2 separate regions of the Mus musculus genome follow, and region 2 is linked to region 1. Evidence: chromatin loops called from intact Hi-C (ENCODE). Cell type or tissue: heart. All regions are shown on one strand.

What was found. A loop is a pair of places that touch in the nucleus more often than their neighbours do. Peaks named below come from ENCODE experiments on the same cell type or tissue, not always from the same donor. Only the 100,000 strongest peaks of a DNase experiment are listed, where the experiment ranks them.
Region 2: it touches region 1 in a loop (6-fold over the local background); 7 of 42 quality-filtered maps call a loop at or near these places.

Annotation. Positions count from the first base shown.
Region 1 is chr9:122,014,292-122,022,291 of GRCm38, reverse strand. It overlaps Gm39463 (a long non-coding RNA gene), which reads right to left. Exons shown (of 2, transcript XR_871388.3): 2 at 5,859-8,000. Among named protein-coding and RNA genes, the nearest start is that of Pomgnt2, 22 kb to the right of the region's middle. In heart, CTCF peaks have their summits at 1,639 (motif pointing right), 3,419 and 7,809; DNase peaks (open chromatin) are centred at 491, 921, 3,311 and 7,921; H3K27ac peaks cover 1,275 bases.
Region 2 is chr9:122,239,871-122,247,870 of GRCm38, reverse strand. The region is part of intron 11 of Ano10 (anoctamin 10); the gene reads left to right. Among named protein-coding and RNA genes, the nearest start is that of Mir8106, 30 kb to the left of the region's middle. In heart, CTCF peaks have their summits at 48 (motif pointing left) and 3,226 (motif pointing right); DNase peaks (open chromatin) are centred at 50 and 3,240; H3K27ac peaks cover 1,181 bases.

The DNA.
Region 1 (8,000 bases):
AAGTCCCACCATCTTTACAAATTCAAACACATTAAAATTTTCATCCCTTTAAAATATCCAATCTCTTTCAAAATCAAAGTCTCTTAAAATTCAAAGTCTCTCAACTGTGGGATCCAGTAAAATACCTTACTTCAGGAGGGAAAAATCAGGTCACAGTCTCAATCAAATGAAAGTAAAATCAAACTCTAACCATAAAATGTCGGGGATCCACTCATGATATTCTGGGCTCCTCCAAAGGGCTTGAGTCACGTCTCCAGTTCTGCCCTCTGTAGCACACAGCCTGGTTCCAAGGTTCTGGCTGGCTCCACTCCCCTACTGCTGTTGTTCTTGGTGGTCGTCCCGTGGTACTGGCATCTCTAACACTGCTTGGATCTTCTGCTACAACTGGTCTGCATTTTCACCAGTAGCCTCTCATAGGCTCTCTTCATGGTGCCAAGCCTCAGCTTTCTTGCATGACTCCCTTAGTCCTGTGCCATCAACCACCACTGTGGCTGCACCTTCACCAATGGCCTCTCCTGACCTCTCCCAGTGCTGAGCCTCAGCTGCTCTTCATGACCTCTTCACGCCTTCAAAACCAGCACCACCGGCGTGACTCTTATACATTACCAAGTCCAGCTGCAGCACAAGGTACAACCTTGGCTGTCTCTGGAACACAGATTCTCTGTGCTCTCAGAGCTGTTCCAGCAAGACCCCACTACCCTGGCACTAACTGGTCTTAGTTAGGGTCGCTACTGCTGTGTTAAATCATTACAGCCAAAAACCATGTTGGGGAGTAAAGGATTGATTTGGCTTATACATCCAGATTATAATCCATCATTGGAGGACGTCAGGACAGGAACTCAAACAGGACTGGAACCTGGAGGCAGGAGCCGATGCAGAGGCCATGGAGGGGTGCTGCTTACTGGCTTGCTCCCCATGGCTTGCTCAGCCTGCTTTCTTACAGAACCCAGATCACCAGCCCAGGGATGATATCACCCACAATGGGCTGTGCCCTCCCCCATTGATCACTAATTGAGAAAATGCCTTTCAGCTGGATCTCATGGAGGTATTTCCTCAACTGAGGCGCCTTTCTCTCTGATGACTCTAGCTTGTGTCAAGTTGACACAAAACCAGCCAGTCCTCATGCCCTCGATGATTGAACCATCCCCCCACCCAGCCCAAATTTAAGTCTTTGTTCTATGACCTCAAATGGCTTCTGAGGCCCTCTAGTGAGATTTACGTTTAGCTATTGTATGTTTCAACTACAAAATTTCTATTTGGTGCCTAAAAGCAACTTCTCTGTCTTTATTTAAATTACTGACTTGGTGAGGCACTATTCTGATCCTTTCTTTTCATTCTTTAGACATTATTTCCTTGAATTGTTTGAATAATTTATACAAGCTTATTTAGAGTCTTCATCTAAAAATTCAATGTATGACTTCTGTAGTACTCTCCATTGATCATGTGCCCCCTCCCGAATTTACCATATTTTAATGTTTCTTTGTTTGTCTCATGAAACACTGGAGTAGGTAATACAATGTGGAGCAACGGCAACTACACAGATCCTTCCACTTTCAGAGCTCCTTTTAAAACATTTATTTTTTATTACATGTGTTGGGTGTTTTGCCTGCATGCATATATGTGTACATGTGCACCGGCAGAGGCCAGGAGAGGGCATTACATCCATGGAAGTGTAGTTAGAGTCGGGAACTGAACTCAGGTCCTCTGTATGAGCAGCCAGTGCCCTTAACCACTGAGCCGTCTTTCTAGGGCTTCTTATTGCTACTGCTGATTTTGTGGCTGCTGCTGCTGTCTGTGTCTTGTGGCCCCAGTAGATTACTGAGGTAGTCTGTACTTCCTGTAGTGAAGGCCACAGGAGATTCTGCTGGCTCCACTCAGCTGTCAGCTAATGAGACAGTGATTGCTTTGAGTGTGGTGAGCCCGCAGGTCCTTTATAGTTGTCCAGAGGCTCTGTGTGGCCTGAGGTGTGTCTTTTGCTTAAGCTTTCCCCTTTTGCTTGTGAAAAGTTTCATAGAAACATATGGCTTACACACATACACTCACTCACTTACTCACTCACTCACAGACACACTCATACTCACACACAAATACACACACTCACATTCACACTCTTATACACACTCATATACACATACACACATTCATTCACACACACACTCTTTCTCTCTCTCTCTCTTTCTTACACACACACAGACACACACACACACACACTCACATACAGAGGCATGGCACCTTTCTGCAAATCATGACTTTTTAGATCCCCAGATGATGTCAAAGCTTTTTCTTCATCATAAATTTTTGGCCAACCTTGTTTGTATCAATGTTTTCCCATGTAACTTTATAAATATTATTTCTAATAATGTTATTAGATTTTTATATTAAATTTTAATTTGTATGTGTTTTGCCCATGTGTATGTATGTGCGCTGCTGTCATGCCTGGTCCACGCACAGGTCAGGAGAGGACAATGGGTCCCCAGACCTTGAGTTGAGATGGTTATGAATCCCCATGGTGCTTTCTGACACTCGGAACCCAGTCAGGTTCCGCACCAACACAGATGTTGGCTCTCTGCTCTCAGCGTCTTCCTTCTATCGTGAGGGGCTTCCATCCACCTCTGTAACTCTGTTTAAAATAAAGGATATGCCAAAGTGTCTGCAAATGTGTTCTTATTTAAAACCAAGCAGAGATGACTTTGATGTGTTTGACGCTGACGGCTCAAAGTGAGCCTGCTTTGCTCTCTCTTTTGGTTGATGAGACAGATCCCCTTTCTCTTCCTCGCACTATACCGGCTCTTGCTGCAAGAAGGAATTCACACAAAACATCTCAACCTGGCTTTCTTCTGATACTCACGGAGGCATCGCAGGCTGACACTTGCCCTTCTCCTCTGTGATTCTAAGACCTGGGGTCAGTGAGTGACTGTGCATGGAGAAACACCTACAGATAGACTCGGGTGGGACCCATGGAGGTGTCATTTTAACAGTACAAAAGAGCCAAGGTTCTCTTCCTCAGTGCAGCCCTTCTCAGACCACACACAGCAGGAGAGCCAGATGCCGCACCTCTGCCAAGTCTCCACGCTGCTTGGCAAGGAGCGTGGCCAGCAGCCAATGGGGCAAGGGGCAGAGGGGAGAACATTCTGAGTCGGCTTTACAGAGTCACAGTTTCAACTTAGTCAAAAGTGGACTCTTTAATAATATAGAGCCTTTAAGCAGCCAAAGGCTTAAAGTCTAGCATAAAGCAGATTCTCACAGCTGGAAGGTAAATCCCCAGAAGACAGCCCTCACCATGGAAACGCTGACACAGCCTTCCAGTCCCTCTCGGGAATTAAACCCCTCATTTCAATGTTTTTCTTTATTTTGAGCTGGAATCACATACAAGTCTAGGAATGCAACTCGTTCTGATAGGAAACTAAATGCTGCCCCCTGTCAGGACCCAGAGGGAAGTGTCCTCTCACTACAATAGTGCACAGTCAGGTTTAGACAATCATGGACCCAGGAAAGAAAATCCTGCAAGGTTTTTCCCTGGGAAAAATGAAGAAGGGAAGGGAAAGGAAGGGAGAGGAGGGGGAGGGAGGGGAGGGAAAGAGAGGAGAAGGGGAAGGGGAAGAGAGAAAGGGAAGGGGAGGGGAGGGAAGAGAAAGGGGGAAGGAAGGGAGAGAAGGAAGGGGAGGAGAGGGAGAGAAAAAGAAGAAAAGGGAAGGGAAGGGAGGGGAGGGGAGGGGAGAGGAGAGAAGGAAAAGAAGAAGGGAACCGGAGGGGAAAAAAAGGAAGAAGAGGGGAGACATGATATTAAAAGAACAGCCACTGTGAGCAACTGGGGCTGAGTCCTTGGAGGAATTCTGGAAGCAGCGTAGGCTCCTTCCATAAAAACCCCACAAGAGGAGTTTCCAGAGTATGCTTTGCTGAGAAGCAGCCCAGAGAGTGAAACTCAGAACAGAGGTTAGAGGTTAGAGGTTAGAGGTTAGAGGTTAGAGGTTAGAGGTTAGAGGTTAGAGGTTAGAGGTTAGAGGGGAGGCTGGTAATGTCACCCAAAGGTCAGAGGACACAGCAACAGAAGGGCTCTGGGCAGGGAAGGGATCCAGCTGACTTTGCTGAGGTCGTCTTAAGCTCCTCTTGTCAAGCACCCAGCATCCCACAGCTCTTGCCTGGTATTGGTTCTTTCCCGACTTACCTTCGTGAATCTTAATACGCTGTTATTTGTGATGGAAGAGCATAGCATGTAAAAGAATCAGAAAGCTTATGTCCTAGTTTGCTTTCTGTGGCTGTTATAAAACACTGACCAAAATCAACTTGATTTTGGAAAGAAACTTGAAAAGGAGAGAAAAATGTTTATTCCATCTTACAATCCCAGCTAACGTGTCATCAGGAAGCCAGGCGCTCAGGGCAGGACCTGAAGCGGAGACCACAGGGGATGCTGTGTACTGACTTCCTCCATAAGCTCATGAAGATTTGAGCTCTCAGTGGCCTCCCCTAGCCCAAGGCTCTGAAATGGCCTATCACGACGATACCCCACTCTCTGATACCAATTTCTGTCCCAGTTTGCTTTTTGTTGCTGGGATAAAATATGGATAAAAAGTAAACAGGAGGGAAAAGGGTTTGTTTGCCTTACAGGTTATATCCAGTCCACCAGACCAGGGAAGAAATTGAAGCAGGGCCCATGGAGAAATGATTGCTTACTGGCTTGCTCTCTATGGATTTCTCGGCTGCTTTTCACACAGCCCAGACCTAACTGCATAGGGATGGCACTGCCCACTGTGCTGGACCCTCTCACCCCAACTAGCAATCAAGAAATTGCCCACAGACAAGCCAAAGGCACCTGCCTTTGATGGAGGCAATTCCTCAACAAAGTTCCTTCTTCCCAGGTGACTCTAGTTTGTGTCAAGTTGTCAAAAATTAACTAGTGCAACCTCAAATAAGCAGAAAGCCCGTGCAACCTCAAACAAGCAGAGAAGGAAGCAGAGTCCCAGAGGCACAACTCCTGTGCCTTTGGTCCTGTGTGTGCCATCCCTTTGTAAGGACTTCATGATCAGGGTCAACCTATGTTTCCTGAACGGCACTGTTCTGTGACTCCTCATTCTAAGTAGCAGGTTTTATAAACACACACACACACACACACACACACACACACACACACACACACTTTATCTAACAAAGGCCAAAGAATCTTGAATTATTTCCAAACCTTCTCTAGCATCTGTTGGACATTTACAGGGAGTGGCAGGCCATGACAGTAAGTAAATTGGTGAGGAGAGGGGAAAAAATTAAACTTGGAAAATACTTGTTATTTTTAAAAATATGAGGACTAAATAATCCCAAAAGTCAGAGAGTTTTACTTTGAAGGTGAGCCTAGAAGTGGCATTAATATTCCTGTGGGCACTGGCAAAGCAAATGCACAAAGGTGAGAGGGTTTGTTTTGTTTGTTTGTTTGTTTGAATCTGATTGCTTTTGAGATGGTTCTGACTATGAGCCCAGACTGGATTGGACTCATAACCCTCCTGCCTCCACCTCCTGAGTATGGGATTATAGGTGCGAGTCAAATATTTTTTTTAACATCCCCTCTCCTCTTGCAAATCTGGGCACAAAGCAGAGTAGAGGATTCTGTGTCTTGTGTAAGCTTTGACTAAGAGACGGCACTGGGAGGCCTCCTACCTAGAAAACAACTTGGCTTCCTCAGGCAATGTGTTATCAATGGCCTGCAGGAGGACCCAGCCATGTTGAGGGCTCGCAGTAGCTCTAGGAAGAGAGTTCAAATCCTTCTCATTGACCTTGGAGCACTCAAAGAAGGAAGTGCCACAGATACGTGAAGCTAAGAAGAGGTAGGTGACAAGCCATGTGGCACTCATAGAATAGAATAAACGGGTTAATTAAGTTACACAGCAGTGGAGGAATAAGTCCACGCTTTCTTAGACGTTTATTCACAAGTAATACTCGGTCATTTTTTTCAAGAACTGGGGCGTTGGTAGAAAAGCCCGAGGCTACATCACTGCACAGGGATTGCCAGCCTCATGACACCGGCCTCACAAGCTTCCAGACCTGGGATTTCAAGTGTGAGAAGATAAAAGTTCCCTGCCCTGAGTTTGACTTCTGAGGTCCCACGCTGTCTGAAGAGGGGAGCGTCAGACACAACCTACACCTTCTTTTCAAGGCAATGGCGGGCGGTCTCGGACCACAGGCGTCTGCTCCTTTGGCTCCCATAGGAAGAGACACACAGTCCTCGGGTCCCCAACAGTATGGCAGCGACCCCAAGCTGATTTTACAGGTTTCGTGTTTGCCCTGTAGTTTCCAATGTCACTGTAAGCATTGTCCTTGAGTTAAGGGGAGAACAGGGAAGGGGTTACACAATGGAGCAGGCATTCAAAATGTTGCCCTATATCATTGGCTGGAAGTCAGTCACATGACCATCTCTCTCGCCAGCCTAGCAGGAAGGAAGGAAAGAGCAGAGAGCCTAGTGAGTGAGTCGTCATTGCCTCTCTCCCGGATTTCACGGCTGTCTTGGAGACCTGACGATGCTCATCAGTTATTCTTTCTTTCAATAAATGTGTCCCTTGCCTCACTCCGTCTTCCAGCCAATCTCCATACTCGTGGCCTCCATTGCTTGGCCCTTCACACAGCACACAGCTAATGGTCATTCCATTGCGCCAATGCTGTACTTACAGAGCTGGGCCTTGGGTACAGACTTGTAATAGTAATCACTTGCGGGTTGCGAGGACAGGCAGAGAGGTTCCAGGTTCCAGGCCTGCCTGGCAGCAGTGACTTCAAACCTAGTCTGGATAGATATGTAAGCCCTTGCCTCAAATCATTAATAGCTTGTGTGTAGTAGAGCACTTGCCTGGCCTTAAGTGTAACCCCCAATATTGAAAGAAAGAAAACTTTGCTCTGTGGACTTTTACAACCCAATAGGCACAACCTGAAAACCCCAAATCAGCATTTAGACACAGGAAGCTCATGTCCCCTCCCTCCTGGCTTCCACCAACTCCTGCCATTCTAGGGACTCTGTCCAGAAGAGAACATATTCTCACTTGACTTGGTGTCAGCCTGACATGATGGCACATCTTGGGAAGAGAGACACAGAAATAGGGTCTGGTTCTATCTTTGGCACAGCGTGTGAAGATTTCAGGCACTTGAAGCTAGCTGAGCCCATGGCCGAGAACAGACCATAGCTCCCGAGGTCGGGGTGGATGCTCAGGTCTCACGCTGTGTTGAGACTTCTTTGGTCACTAACATGTGTAGAACTGAGTGGCTTGGCTTTTCTCAGGTACTCCTGTCTTGCTTCTCTCTCCCCGTGCACCCTGGGACCTGGAAATATCAATGATCGGAAGTGTGCCTGAGATACTGGGAAGCTGGTCCCTCTACTGATCTGTCAATGCCGCTTGTGTTTACTTATTTTTATTGCCATCTTCATGAAAGCATGAGTGTACTTTGAGCACATCCCACCTTTTGGTCCCCCCAGGCCTAGATAGCTCTGTTTCTCCTTCCATGTCATCTGTTTATATGAATTTATGTATCTATATAACCTTTAGGACCCACAGAGAACATGTCACATTTGTCTTTCTGATACTGAATCAATTTGCTTAGTATGATTATGTCCAGTTGCAGACAGTTCCCTGTTCTTTCTGAGCTCAGAGTCTTTGGAATTTGTCCCGTTTGGGAGGGTGAACAGTTGCAACGCAGAGTCAGGGACAAGTTTCTGCAATGCCGCAGTTGAACACAAGGGTGCGCTCTCAGAGGCTTCCCGGGCACACTAGGCCACCTATGGCTGTGGGTGGAACAGGACTCTCAAATCCACTAACGTGATTTAAGACACATAGTGATTCCCTCTCCTTCCTGGGCCTCGGGTCCTTGAGTTGGAAGATGCAGTGTGCTTGCAAACTTCGACTCGGTGTTAGGTTGGATAATCAGACTCAGCCAGTTTGGAGGAAAGAACCTGGTGCCAAGGTGCAGTTCCACGATGTGCCAGCAGAGGGAAGCAGGCAGTAACCAGCAGGTGCAATCAGCATCCATAGTTC
Region 2 (8,000 bases), 230 kb before region 1:
TATGGGAGAAGTAAGTTATAGGATGCACTCGCCCCCTACTGGTTAGAAATGGAACTGCGGGTCATCTATGTAGTATGCTAAGAGAGGAGGACGGGTTTTTCCTAGTTTCAGTCATAATATAGTCAGCTCTCGGAAGACAGCTGTTCAGGATTTACTCACTTTAACTCTTTGTTGAATGTGTTGCCCCCTCTCTAGAGCAGGGTGGGCCACGATGTAGATTGCTGTGTCCTGTGGTTACTGTGGAGTCTGTCACTGAGCCACCACTTAGAGCACCCACCCTGTCCTCAGCGGGATCGAGGTGTGTCAGCCTGCCCTGCAGAGACAAGGGTTTGGAGTGAGCAGGGTTTGCTGCCACCTGTAACGGTGAGATCCGAGGGGGACTGCTTGTGTGAGAGAGTGAGCACAGAGTCCTTGTGACGGGAGACGGGTGTGATCTGACTGGTGTGACAGTGCCAGCCCTGTCACCATCAGTTCTTCACCAGGTCATCACAGCAGAGATGTCTGAGTCAGAGTGTAGCTGAGTGACCACCTAAGGCTCCCTTCTCTGAGCTCTGTGAATTTCTCCTTTCAGCATTAGTGCGAGTGCCCGTGCTGGCCATGGCGTGTCTCCCCAGCCCACGTCTTGATGGTTGACTGTGTCACAGTTTGCTCTCATATTAGTTTCCTGCTCCCCTTTCTTTTTCTTCCCTGCTGGGTTTGCTTCCACACCTCAGTCCAACCTTCCCTGCCCCGACTCACCCCTCCTTGTTGTTGGTTCTGACTCTGTCCAGGCCCTCAGCATTGGCTGGAGCCAGGGTCCCGCTGTTTCTCATCTGTGCTCTGCAGAGTGTCAGTTACGTGTCAGTCTTGTGTCAAACATTACATCACTAAGTGTGCTGTAGCTGTTCTCTGCTACTTCATGGGTTCTTTCGTCCACCCTTCTCTGCCCATTTTCCATTCCATCAACCCTAAACACTAGAGAAGAGAGAAAAAAAGAATAGGGAGGGAAGGAAAGAGGTACTTGAATAGTCAGGGGTCTGAAAGGGGAACTGTGTTATCATTAGACTACTTTTTGCTGATGAGGGGCATCGAGTTCCTTGTCGAAAGTTAGAACTTCGCAGTAAGAATATCTAATTATTTCCCTCCTTCTCTTCCCCTCTCCTTTTTTCTTCTTTCTTCTTTGTGGAAGGCTACTTAAACTGCAACCACCCCCAAACAAACAATCAGCAACCCACCCCGGCTCTCTGGACCCTAGCATTTATATACTCTCTGAAAAATTCCCAGAATTCCAAGCATTGCACCCCATGGGATGCAGCTGGCAGAATCACGCCTCTGCTAGAGCCTGAGGCAAATCATAATCAGCTGCTATGAAGAAACCCCATATCCCCAGACCTAGGATTAAAACAAAAACATATTCTTACAATGTTTCTGTTGTTTTTAAAGAACCCCAATTTCCAGATTTCTGACTATAGTATGCAGTTTAGCAGTTCTCACCTGGGCGCTTACAACCAGTCCCCACTAGGCTTGCTGTGTTCCAGCTGCCTCTTTTTGCCCCACAGTAATGCACAATAACTTTACTGACTGGATTTAGTGACACACACTCCTGGGTGTGTCTGTGAGTGTGTCTCCAGACATGGGATCGGGAGGGCCCTGCTGTAAACAGTAGGTTTGCAATGCAATGGCATTACTGGGCAGTGGTGAAAGGTTGGAGATGAGGCCAATTTAGTGCAGATAGGTTCCTGGAGTCACGTGATAGGTTGTTCTGGTTTCTTCCTGTGTGACCTTTCTCTCTGCTTCCTGTTCACCAAGAAGTAGAGAGTAGCTTCTACCTCATGTTCCTGCCGCCAGGCTGTTCTGCCCAAGCAAACGGAGTGAGGCAGCCATGAACTAAACCCTCTAAACCATGAGCCAAAGCAAAGCCCTGCTCCCTTAACCCCTTCACCTCAGGCGTGTTAACAGCCCCACGGAAGTGATGGCGCACCCACACTGTCTGCTCATGGTGCTGTTCTCCCGGGATGATATTCTAACCACGTCTGTCCTCTGTGATGGGAAAGGCTCTCAGTGGTTCCCCTTTGCCTTCCACCTGCCCTGGTTCCTGCTCTACCATAGGACACCTGGTGCCCTTTGTGCAGCTAGCAGGACGCTCACACAACTGTCTAATCTCCATTGTTTCCTCTCCAAGATGGAGCTCCCCAGGCCTGCTCAAGGACCAAAGCTCCCCAGGGGCTGACAGGCGTGTGCCAAGTCACTTCATGAATGGTTTCTAGTGATGAAACAGTTCTTACTAAGAATTTGTACAAGGGCAAATAAATCACAGGGTTTTTTTCCTCCCTCCGTGTTCTTTGTGATAGTTATCTGAGAAAGAATTTCAGAGTGGTAATTGGTAAGCTTGCTGACTGTACTTTTTGGAAGAATATTAAGAAAACCTCTAGGCAAAAATCTTAAAATTCTATTATTTGTAAGAATACCCTGTAAATTTAGAACATGTTTAGTGGAGCTGGAGAGATGGCTCAGAGGTTAAGATCACATCACTATTGCAGAGGATCCAAGTGCAGCTCCCAGCACCCGCACTGGACAGCCCTGGGACACCTCTGCTTGTTTTGATAAATTGAAGTACCTGCAGAAGGATTAGCTACTTGGAATTTGCCAGCTGACGCTGTCCTTTTCAGAAATGCAGATCATTGTGGTTGGCTTTATTAAACTCTGATAATTTAATTGCAAGCTTGGCCAGGAAGAGCCAACAGTCAACTGTTCATGGTGTCCACTTCCCAGGGGGGTTGTTGTTGTTGTTTGTTTGTTTTTGTTTTTTGTCTTACATGTGTTGGGTTCTAGCTCTTCTATTTGTGTCCTTTTGGATGGAATCATGAGCTAGATTTTCCCCTAACATTTGTGCTTTGGTTTTGAGTCAGGGTTGTGAGCTAGCCCACAGGTGTGAGTCACCACACCCAGCCCGTCTTCCTACTTCTGTTTTTTTTATCCTTGCTGGTCATTTTTTATGTTTTCTAGTCTTACTCTAGGCTGCCCCCATCTTCAGTTTTTTATCCAGTTAAAATGCTCTGTGTTCTGTGGTTGGCTTAAAGGCAGGCAGGGCGGGTTCTTCCATCAGATGCATATTTATTTTATGCTTAAGACGTACCAGGTGTTAAGAAGATATGATCCTAGCTTTGGAAGCATCTGCAGAACTGCCTAAGAGAGAAATTCCAGTGTGGTAGGAGGCCTTTCTCTAACCTCATCTCTAGATGGCGCTGATCCCCGTGCCCACTAGAGGGTGCTGGTATAGCAGCTCTCCCAGCTTCTAGATGTAGATGGGATGTAGGGTCTAGGGACAGAGTCTGCTTGCTAAATGCTTATGAAAAGAGATACCACCACCAAAACATATTTGGTTTTGCATGGCATTTTTGTTACTTTAATTGATATAATTTAATGAAATGAAATGAAAACTGATGAAAGCATGTGCTAAAGTAGAAGAGCCATCGCTGCAGTGAGAGCCTTTGGGTAAAGTAGAGCTGTCACTGCAGTGAGAACCTTTGGAAGGACTCCACAAAGACAGACTGCCATCAGACAGGATAAGGAAATGACAGTTAAAGTGATGAGAGGGAAGCCATAAAAACCTGGGCACACTCTCCTATGGCTTCACACTGCTGCCAAGTGTCTGTCAAGGTTTTACTCTTGAAGCCTTGGATTTCCAGTCACCACCATGGGGGTTGTAATGGTTAGTGTTGACTGCTATCCAGCTGGTATTTAGAATCACCTCTGTGTCCAGAAAGGTACAATTGAAGGAGGACCCTCCCCCTCCCCCTCCCTTCCCCCAGTGTGGGCGGTGCCTTGGAGGGCTAGGGTCCCAGCCTGAATAAAAAGGGGAAAGGAGGCAGCCACTGAGCAGCCACATTCCTTCAGCTGCCAGCGCCCCCTCATCCTGCCATGGCTTCCCTGCATGATGAGCTGCACTCCAGACTCAACAAGACACTTCCTCGTGCATGTACCCCACAATGCAGAATATGAAGAACCTTGTGTCCTTGTGTCATCTGAATGGGCTTCCTGGGGACTGCTGTCTTAAGGGTTGGCCTTTAGTCTCTGTGAATGGCAGATGTTTGTTTTGTTGACAACCCAGAGACCTCTCAACACTTATGATTAGAGCACACTCTTTTTTAAAGTAACATTTTGATGACAATTTTTTAGATTATTTTGCATTTTTAAGGTATTATGGTGGTTAACATATTTCTTGCCCTAAAATATAGGCAAAGGCAAGCCCCTCACTTTGGAAGTGATATTTTTTTATTCACAGTAGCATGGTTTCAGAAAATATACTAAGGTGGGGTAAGAATGTAAGCACTGGGAAGCTCACAGCCCAGAGTGTCTGAGTCCTGCTGTGAAGCAGGAGAGCAGGGTGGACCCTCAAGGAATCATACACTGTGGAGAGCATGGTGGTCTAGCTCTGAGGACGCTCACCAGTCACTGCCTCTTCTCAGCCTGTTCTGGGCAGTTCTTTCTCCCCCTCCCTCCCTTCTTCCCTCCCTTCCCTTCCCTCCTCTCCTTCCCTTCCCCTTTCTCCCTCCCTCCCTCCCTTTCTCCCTTTCCCCCTCTTCCTCTCTCCCTTCCTCCCTCCCTTCCCCTCTTCCTCCCTCCCCCCTCCCTCTTTCCTTGTGCTCTTGCTCTCAGCAACAGGAGAACCTGCAGCTCCTGCTGAGCTTCCTTGTTTACATAAGGATATCTCCCACCTTCCACAGCTCCCCAGGTCTGTCTGCTTCCCTTTGCCGAATTCTTTGGCAGCTCCGACTATGGTCCCAGCTCTTGGCACCTGCCACCCATGTGTTCCTGCAGCGCTGCAGAGCAGCTGGAGTAACCAGTGATACAGGAATGCTCTGCAGAACAGCGATTTCCTGTTCAGCCTCTGCCCTCGTGCAACCAGATCTCATCACAACCCTGGCTGAGGGTCTGTTCTAGAGGAGAGGAGACAACCATTCGTCCCTCTTCAGGAGGTGGCGGCACTTCAGAGTGACCATTGCAGGGCTCATTTTTTTGAGTTTTTTACCTTGGTTTAAATGTTCTTTCAGTGTTTAAGATGTTGGTTGGGGTCTGGTCAGGCACTGCCTCAGCGGCTCATGTTTCTGTTACATCACCATGTTGGATTTGCTTTCTTTGCTGAGCCTCTGTCACTCTGTCACTCTGTCACTCTGTCACTCTGTCCCTTCAGCAGATCGATTGCTCAGTAGCTTCAGAGGGGCTTTGGCTTCTTTTGTGGACCCCAAGGTGCCATGATGCAGACAGGACCAGAAGTTAGTAGACTGGCATTATGTGTAAAATGCAGCTGCCTGTATCTGTCCCTGGCTAATAAACACTTTCCCAGGGACGGGCATACATTCAGAGTTGTAAAGATGAATTACAGCTTTCTAACATTGTTAAGTGCCAAGAGGGGCAAAGGGTCTGAGTTTTTCGTTTTACATATATTGGGTAAAAGAAAAAAAAATGAATGTTTCAACTGAAGGTGTGTGCGCCTTTGTGTGAGTATAACATACTTGCGTGTGTGTATGTGTGTGTGTGTGTGTGTGTGTGTGTTGTAAGTTGGGCTCAAGCTGAGCCTCAAAGTCAAGACTGCCTCTGACAGATCGGGCGCAGGTGGATGATGAGCTGCAAAAGATACAGACACTGCTGTCCTTAAGCCACGGGCACTCATGCCTGGGTGACCACACAGGCTTCCCTTGCTCTTTCCATATCAAAGCCTCACGCAGAAGCTAATTGGTACCATCTGTGCTGATAATGAAGTCTATGATGTGGCTACCGGTGCGAGGAACTTGCTGAAGGGGTTTCACAGTCAGGGTGAGATGGGAGCAGGGAGAGTAGTTTTGTGGAGGTTCAGTGCTAACCAGCCATAGAAAGGGAACTGAAAGAAAGAGCAGCCAGGTGCCACCCCACGCTGAGTGCGTGCTCAGTAAGATGTGTGACAGAGTGCTCACATCCCCATGTGTTAAAGTTCCCCTGAGACTGCTGGAATATTCATCCTGCCCAAAGTGGGTGCCTCCTCTTTCAGTGCTTCTGTCCTCTGCCTCTCTGCCTCTCTGTCTCTCTGTCTCACACTCACACTCACACACATACTTACATACACTACACACACACACACACACACACACACACACAGAAGCACTCAAGCATGTGTACAAATTCACAAGTGAGAATAACAGGAGGTGTTAGTTGGTCATTTTATCCTGAGAGGAAGGACAGATCCTAGGCATTCCTCCTCAGCTCTCCTGTATTGCACACATCTTAGTCAAGGTTTTTAGAGAAACTGTGCTCCTCCAGGGGAATCGGTGTGAGAGTGCACATGCATGTGTGTGAGGCACATGCATGGCATAGCACATGTGTGGCTGTCAGACAGTCACAAGTGACACTCCTCACCTTCCACCTCATTTGAGACACTCTTGTTTGCTGCTGTATACCCCACCCAGGTTTGCTGATCCGATCACTAGCTGACCTGTCTCTGCTGATAGGATTCGGGGATTACACGTGTGTGCTCCCACATCTGTCCTTAGGAGTGCTGTGGGGATTTGAACTCACATCCCCACACTTGCACAGTGGATACTTTACCCACTGAGCCAGCTCCAGCCTCTGTATTTTCATGTGGTTACCAGTAGGAAGCTTTATTGGTATCTGTCTTTTGACACCATTTCATTTTGATGTTAGTCAAAAGCATATGGAAACTAGAGAGGCATTTCCAGGGAGGAGTGTGCTTTCCGTTAATCCACGTGTGTCATCTTTGAATAGTAATGCAGTCATATGACTCAGAATTCAGAAGGCTCAAGGTCATGCATGCATTAGTGTACCAGCCACGGAGTCCCTGCTGCACAGCCCGTAAGCCCGGCTCCCTGTCAGTGCATCTGTGGGTAAAGTGCAGATAGCAAGCACAGCTAATCACAGTGGTCGCCAAGCAGGCTGCAGCGCATTTGCTTCATACTTGATTGTCTAGTAGAGATGAGAGTTTCACTGGCAGTCTCAGGGGTGTTGATGTAAAGGAATGCATATGTCAGCTGACCTGATGCTATTAAGCTTTAGAATGTACAGCCTATGGTGTTGCACAAAGCAGATCTGACCTTTTCTAAGAAGTTCTTGTACCATGAAATTGACAGGCTGAGGAAGGTGATTAGCATAGCTGCTGTCTCAAGCCTGGGCCAGTGGCACCGACAGTTTGACAAGATTGGAAAACTGAAAACTGCCTGTGGATAACAACAGACATTCTGCCTTGCTTTCACCAGCACTGGGAATGGGCTGAGGCCAGAGCCAGGGGAACATCTACTTGTGGATTTATTAGGTTAAAAAATAAGAACAAACCCTTTAGAACTGTCCGAAGACTAGCAGCTTTGGGTGGAGAATCATGTTGGGTTTTGTTTTGTTTTATTTTTTGTTTTTTGTTTTTGTTGTTGTTTCTCAGTACAACTCAGCAAGTGTTGCATTAATGAGCTCTTGGAACTTTTTTTTTTTTTTTTTGAGACAGGGTTTCTCTGTAGCCCTGGCTGTCCTGGAACTCACTTTGTAGACCAGACTGGCCTCTAACTCAGAGATCCGCCTGCCTCTGCCTCCCAAGTGCTGGGATTAAAGGCGTTCGCCACCACCCCTGCCTGGCCTGAGCTTTTGAAACTTTAAGCTTCAAGATGAAGTAACTAGGCCGTGGACCTACACTCTGACCCGCAGGCAGAGGGTGGTGATTCTTTGATCTGCCTGTCTTTCCAGCTTTTAGCCCCACCCACACTCCCTCCCTGCTGGACTTACCTCCCCCCTTGCCCAAGCTCCCTTCTTTATTTCCTTCGATAATTGAGATATTCTTTTCTTATATGAACTAGCCAGCTGCAACGCGACAGTTGCTGTCATAGCCCTCCATCTTGCTCTGTTCTTCTCAGGCCTTTGATGATAACTTGGCCTGGGAATGAGCAAAGGCATATTGAGCTGCTTTGGGCTCTGGCCCTGACCTTGCCACAGGCCATGTAGGCAGAGTGCAGAGAGTACATATCCAGTGGAATGGAGGCACGCAG